2 separate regions of the Homo sapiens genome follow, and region 2 is linked to region 1. Evidence: chromatin contacts called from ENCODE Hi-C or POLR2A ChIA-PET data. All regions are on one chromosome and are shown on one strand. The core of a region is the stretch at or near the end of the contact, and the rest is flanking DNA. Distances in the headings are between cores, read along the strand shown. Region 1 has its middle 64 kb from the start of OPTC. Region 2 has its middle 29 kb from the start of ATP2B4.

Region 1 (3,498 bases), core at 833-3,332:
CTCAGGGAGCCAGGCAGAAAGCCGAGAGGAGAACACATTTCATTTTAATGGGAAACAGATTTGAGAGGGGAAAAAATGAGAATGAGAGAGGAATGAAACCCCGGCACTCCCAGGAGAGCAGCTGGAGGTCTGCCTGGTGTGACCTCCCATGACGATCCTGCTCACCACCCTCCCGGCCCCACCTCCTGCATGCCACAGTGTTGCACGTCCATGTGCACAGCCCTCTCACTGCCCTGTCCCTCATCGGACCCCCACAGTAGCCCTGAGCGGTAGGCTGAGCAGAGTCACTAGCCCAGCGGATCAACCAGATCCTGTTGTTCAAGGGCAGCGGCACGAGAGAGGAGGGGCACCAGAGGCCTGAGAATTAGAAACTCAGTGACGGGATCAGGTCTGCAAGAGATTTGCATGTATTTGCCTAAGTTATGCAGCAGCACAGACTCTTTGTCTATATTTAGATGTAATGAAATAATCGTATTCTTTTAAAAACTGAGATGGGGCTATTTTAAGGCAGCCAAAGATTACCTGTTTATGTATGATGCATGTAAAACTGTATGGAGAATTACGTGAACACCTATAATCACTCAGGACCCTGGAGAAAATTCTCTTTTCCATTTCCTCCACTAGTGGATTTCTCACCTTGTAAAGTGGGGAAGTGGGATACCTCCCCATTTGACAAGGCAAGAAAATGCCCCCTATCTCCCCAACAATTAAACCCTAAGGCTATTGTGTTTGCCATTAAGAGAAGCATTGGCCCCAGTCTAGGGATAAGGGAAATCAGGCAGGGTGCAGGAATACAAGAGAATCATGAGTTTAGTCTGCAAGAAGTGTATTTTCTCCTTTCCCCTTTCTAGTCCCACATGGAGCTTTCATGATGCCTGCAGGTGAGGGCCTTGTGGGTGCCAGGCACTGTATGGGGTGCAAGGGTTTCAGACATGAGTCTGAACATGGCCTCAGAGTCCTCAAAACAGGTGCGTAAAGTGATCCTATCAGTATAAAATAGTAAGACAGAATTATGTACAGAGGAGGAGTGCTTGGCCTGGGGAGTGGGGGTGGGAATTCCATGAGTGTTTCCAGGAGAAAAAAAGAAGCAAATGGAGCACAGTCTTGGCAGATGAGTAAGAGTTGGCGGGGTGGTGACAGCACGGAGGCATGGAAAAGCAAAGCAGGAGACTGTCCTGGAAATTCAGGCAGAGGCCGGTGGGGCAGAGGAGGGCCTTGTGTGTCTGCCAAGGGTTGGCTCACCATCCTGCAGGCCAAGGCAGCTTTCGGGTGAAGAGTGCTTCGGTCACCTTTAACATGGGTGTTTTGGGCTGCACGGTGGGCTGGAAGGCTGGAGAGAGGTCAGAAAGGAAGCTGCTGCAAACATCCAGAAGGTGATGATGGTCTGAGCAATGGTACCATTGGGAGGGCAGAGGAGGAGAGAGCAGGATTGAGAAAAATTGGAAAGGGAATCAATAGGACCGAGTTAGTAGGTGACTCTAGAGGGCAACCGTAAGGAGGAGGAAAGAGGGGCATGAAGGAATCCAGCAGACTGACATTGTGTTCTCTGTTGGAGAGATCTGGAAGTCAGAGAGGATGAAGCTGTTCAGGAGACAGGAGAAGAGTAAAATCTTTTTTTTTTTAACCTTCCAATGGCCAGATAGAGCTGTTGGGCAACCCCTCAGCTGAGATGCTCCCCTGATTGGAGACTCCCTAGCTCCAGCTGCTTGCAAGCTCAGGCAACATCCTGCAGCCTCTGGAGGATTTAATTCAATTCAACAAATGCTTATTGAACAGTTACTCCACATAGGGAAAGGAGAATCTAATGATGATTGAGTACTTAAATTGTGTTCACAGAGTGTTAAGTGCATTTACATGTAATCTCATCTCTAGTCACCATCCCCTCATCCCTGAGAGGCCAAGTCATTACCCTCCAGGGGCCTGAGAGGTCGAGTCATTTGTCCAAGTTTGGGTGGTAAGTAAGCGGCAGTGCCAGGAGGCAAACCCACAAGTAGTGCCTTATCACTAAGTCACATTGTTACACAATGAAGCCAGGAGGTTGCAAGTGACGAATACACTATTTTAAGCAAATCAAGGAATGCATTGGCTTATTTAACTAAAAAGCACATGAGTCAGCTGGCTCCAGGCACAGCTAGATCCAGGAGCTCAAAAGATGCTGTCAGTTCTCTCTTGCACTTGCTCATAAATGAGTAAATCCATCTCACTCCCATTTATGTTCATCTTGGCTCATCCATAAGGCAGCATAGCACGCAGAGCATAGCATGACTGTTTTGGAGTCCCACAGCCTGGGTTCCAATCCGGACTCCACCACCTAACTAGCTGGATGATTTCAGATGAGCTGCTTAACTTCTCAGTGCCCCTGTTTCCTTGTCTCTAAAATTGATATAATAATATTACCTCTTAGGATTTTTGTGAGGAGTAAATTAGATCGTCCACACAGTGTGCTTGGAGCAGGGTCTGATACAAAATCCGCACCCCAACATATCAGCCATTGTTCTTTCCATCTCTGCCTCTTTTGAGGTGGGTCTCATTCTCTCCTATGTTAGATGCCTTCTTCCGTGTAGCCCAGAGAGATGGCCCCAAGCAACCCCACCTTACATCATCCTTTCAGCCTCTGGTCTCAGGAAAAGAGCTCTTTCTCTGTGTATGGAGGTAGCATGCCCATCCCTGCAGCCATCTCTGAGGCCAGGGGCTGCATCTTCTGTGCTGCTCTGTGGAGGTGGAGGTGGGGCACCATGACTCACAGCCCCCCGTGGGTCATATAGAAGTAGAAGAAGGAGGGTTCCTTAAAAGATGGGATGCTGTGAAGACAAAATAACATATGTCCACTGTTCTGTGCTAGTTGCCGTTATGACAGAGTGTGACAAAAAGTGAGTACGGCAGAGTCTCCTCTCCATGAAAACTTATATCAAAGTAGGAAAGACGAGACAAGGACACATTTATCCAGAAGGCAGACTGTGACAAACTCCATGAGAGAAGGACTGTTAAGATCCCCTGCAATTTTCAGGAAAGAAAAAAATCACACATGGTTGGGTGAATCAGTAATGAGTTTGATGAAGGAGTTTGGCTCCTGGGGATGGTGTCCATTCAGCAAGTACAATAGCGTAGGGGAAGAGGACCTTCTAGTTTGATAGCATAGGGTAGAAAAAGGAATCCTGAGCAATGAGGCTGGAAGGCAGAGCTGGCAGCAGCACATGCACAGAAAGCAGGCGGAGGTCAAGGACTGTTAACTCAGGGGACTAGAAAAGAAACAGCCATACACAGATATTGAATTATCAAGACTGAAGGCAGGGGATGCATGATGTGGAAGAGGCTGTGAGTCAGATGCTGAGGTCATTTAGAAAGTTCTGGGCCGGGCTTGGTGGCTCATGCCTGTAATCCCAGCATTTTGGGAGGCCGAGGTGGGTGGATTGCCTGAGGTCAGGAGTTCGAGACTAGCCTGGCCAACACGATGGCCCATCTCTACTAAAAATACAAAAATTAGCCAGGTGTGGTGGC
Region 2 (3,374 bases), core at 532-3,031, 39 kb after region 1:
GTCTCCTTTTTTTTTTTTTTTTTTTGAGACAGAGTCTCGCTCTGTCACCCAGGCTGGAGTGCAATGGCACGATCTGGGCTCACCGCAACCTCCGCCTCCTGGGTTCAAGCGATTATCCTGCCTCAGCCTCCCGAGTAGCTGGGATTACAGGCGTGTGCCACCATGCCCGGCTAATTTTTCTATTTTTAGTAGAGACGGGGTTTCACCATGTTGGCCAGGCTGGTCTCGAACTCCTGACGTCAGGTGATCTGCCCACCTTGGCCTCCCAAAGTGCTGGGATTATAGACATGAGCCACTGCGCCCGGCCTTCCTTCCAGTCTTGATTCCCAAGCATATACTCACCCTTCCCAGAAGCAACTGATGTTGCCGGGCACGGTGGCTCACGCCTATAATCCTAGCACTTTGGGAGGCCAAGGTGGGTGGATCATCTGAGGTCGGGAGTTCGAGATCAGCCTGACCAACATGGAGAAACCCCGTCTCTACTAAAAATACAAAAAAATAATTAGCTGGGCATGGTTGTACATGCCTGTAATTCCAGCTACTCGGGAGGCTGAGGCAGGATAATCGCTTGAACCCGGGAGGCGGAGGTTGCGGTGAGCCCAGTTCGTGCCATTGCACTCCAGCCTGGGCAACAAGAGCGAAACTCCGTCTCAAAAAAAAATAAAAAAATAAAGCAACTGATGTTACTATCTCCTGAATGTCCTTCCATATATACATTATGCAAAACAAGTAATTCTGCATAAATATTCCTTCCCTCACTCTTTCTACACAGATGACAAGATATTATACACATCACTCTGTGCTTGAATTTTGTACTAAACAATGAGTTCTGGGGATTATCCCATATCCAGACATAAAGTGTCTTTCATTTCTCTTGATGACTGCAGAGTATTCCATTGTTGACAAATCCATTTAACCAGGCTTCTATGATGGATGTTTAGGTTGTTTCCAATCTTTTGCTATTAAAAAGAATGTGACAGTGAGAAACTTTGTGTATAGTGTCATTTTGCACATGTGCAAGGCCATCTGTAGGATAAATTTCTAGACATGAAACTGCTGAGTAAATAGGCTCTGGAATTAAACACTCCCAAAGTGAGGCAGAATCAAATGGGGGAAGAATAGACTGGTGCCTTTTATCCTGTCTGTCACTTCCCAGCTGTGCGATCTCAAGCAAGGTAGCCTCTCTATGCCTTGGTTCCTAGTCTGTGAAAGTGCTTGCCTTCTTGGAAAGTAGCTGCCAGGGTTCAAGTCAAAGGGGTAATATATATATATAAAGTGCCCAGCATGAAGCCTGGCTTAGAGGGTTACTAAACGATAGAGAAATGATCATTTTCCTTGTTCCCCAATCCTGGGGAGGAGGTCTCCCACTGGCCTGTCCCTCTTTCCTTCCTTCCCCCTCCTCTATTGCTTTATTGCACTCCTAATGGCTCCTTATGCCATCTGCCTGGCAATCTAGTTCTTTGTGCGTGCATCCCTTACCCACCAGATAATAAGCTTCTGGAAAACAGACAGCCTGTCTCACTCATTTCGGGAACACCCTCACCACCTATCGCAGGTCCTGGCACACAGCAGTTGCTTGGTAAAGGTCTGCTGAATTGAAAGCAGCTCTGGAAAGTGTCCCTCACAGCTCAGCCTCCTAGATTCTTGGTGCTTTAGCAAAGACACAAGGGTCACCTCCAGCCAGCAGGCTGAAGAGGCGGCCAGCCTCCCTTTCATCCGCACTGAGATGGGATCATCAGTAAAGTGTTTTCATGCCATATTTGAAATCCCCAGCTTCTGCATCCACCCATGTCCCCACAGCCACCCCCACACACAGAGCTGGTATAAAACATTCAGATATTCTCCCTCTGGGGAGGTGGGTGGAGAATCTTCCCTGGCCCCTCTCCATCCCCCTCCTTCGTGTGTCCCCGGTTTGGACTGCACACCAGCAGGGAGATCATCGCTAGGGACCGTTGCCCAGAGAGCGTAGAGAAGTGGGAGGAAATCATTTCAATTTCTCTTTGGGAGCATAAATGCTTTTTTAATTGCTGTCAAAGGCGGCTCCTTGGGAATGTATTATTGATAGCGGTTGAAACGAAAAAGAAGAAAAAAAGCAGCAGTCTCTCCTTTGCTGGCATGAATGCCCTCCCTCTCTGGCCCTCTCACCTCCACTCTTCCCTCCCCTGCCAGATTCCAGGCCTGAGTTCCTTCTCCGTTCCCCTCTTCTCACCAGCCTGTGAGATTTTGTTGGCCCGTTGCTCCCTTCGTCTCTCTTTTCCTGCCTTGTAGGAGCTCTGTGGCCCCCACTTCCTGTCTCTGTCACCATCTTGTCCCTCTTGCTCTCCAACCTCACCTTTAGCTTTGCTTGGCCTTGCTTTTTATCCCTGGAACCCCCTCCTCTGTCTTCAATGTCCACTGTTTAGCCATCGCTTTATTCTAGCTTCTCCCTTCCTTTCCCATCCAACTCTTCTAACTGCTGCTCCCTTCTAAACCTCTCTCAGCCCCTCCTTCTCCCCCTTTTCTGCCTGGGCTCCTTGTTTTGGGTCTTGGACCCTCAGCTATTGCCTCTCCAACCATAAATGAGGCTGGACCAGCCATAGGAACCCAAACCTGGGATATAGACATTTTTTATTTCCATTCTCCTTTCTCTCAGGCCTCCACCCATTCCCCATATTCCCAGCCTTTAATTCTTGGTATGTCCCCTGCTGGCTGTGTGGGGCCAGCACCAGGAGGGGTTCTGAAGCTCTGAGACAGTCTCTGAGGACTTCAGGTACACAGAAACCCCAAGTTCCTTCCTGCCTTCAAGCCAGTGTCTCAGGATCTTTCCCCATCATGGAGTTGGCTCTGCAGTAGGTCTGAGTTTCCTCTCTTTCCTTTACTTGGGAAGCTGCGCAGGCTTCAGGGTGGCTGGACGCCCCAGGCTCCCACAAGGGCCTCTGTGCCTTTAAGAAGGCACAAGCCTTCAGACAACACAAGCTCCTCCCAACACCCCCTCCCCAGCTGAGGGGAGAGGGAGCAAAGCTAGATATTCCAGCATAGCCCCCTCCAGACAAGCTCATAAATAATGGCTGATCTTCCCATAGGGCACAGGAGCTGTTCCGCTCTTGTGGAGCCTGGCAGAAGGGTGACAAGACTCATTTATCTCCTGTTCTCTCACTGGGTCTTCCTTTTTCTCTCTTTCCTTGTCCACTTCTCCCTCCCAGAGCCTAGGAGAAAGGGGGAATGGGATAAGGAAGAGGTGAGTTCAGTTTCTTGCTCTCCAGGCTCTCAACACACCTGCCCACATCACCACCCACAAATGTTTACTGAGCAGCTACTAAGTACTGCTGACTTACACAGCAAAGCACACCCAGCCCTTTCTCCTTCCCCTAGACCCTCCCACCCCACACAGTCAG

The links. A loop is a pair of places that touch in the nucleus more often than their neighbours do. ChIA-PET counts read pairs that join two places held with the same protein, here RNA polymerase II (POLR2A). Pooled maps may share reads with other maps.
Region 2: a loop to region 1 is called in a map of dorsolateral prefrontal cortex, with 12 times the contacts of the local background. The contact joins two enhancer-like sites. A Hi-C loop is called at or near these places in 24 of 168 maps with a recorded cell type or tissue (DLD1, IMR-90, PC-3 and 10 more), 1 of 37 single-sample maps with no recorded cell type and 11 of 50 pooled maps. POLR2A ChIA-PET finds 5 or more read pairs at or near these places in 10 of 52 experiments (AG04449, AG04450, BJ and 7 more).

The regions. Positions count from the first base shown.
Region 1 is chr1:203,556,454-203,559,951 of GRCh38, forward strand. No RefSeq gene overlaps it. Among named protein-coding and RNA genes, the nearest start is that of OPTC, 64 kb to the left of the region's middle. RefSeq lists enhancers at 1-620, 634-1,211. Within about 2 kb of position 2,083, at least 18 of the 41 ENCODE cell types and tissues checked have a DNase peak (open chromatin) inside an H3K27ac peak, as active enhancers do; they include dorsolateral prefrontal cortex and heart right ventricle, where a contact is called at or near this core.
Region 2 is chr1:203,595,975-203,599,348 of GRCh38, forward strand. No RefSeq gene overlaps it. Among named protein-coding and RNA genes, the nearest start is that of ATP2B4, 29 kb to the right of the region's middle. Within about 2 kb of position 1,782, at least 5 of the 41 ENCODE cell types and tissues checked have a DNase peak (open chromatin) inside an H3K27ac peak, as active enhancers do; they include dorsolateral prefrontal cortex and heart right ventricle, where a contact is called at or near this core.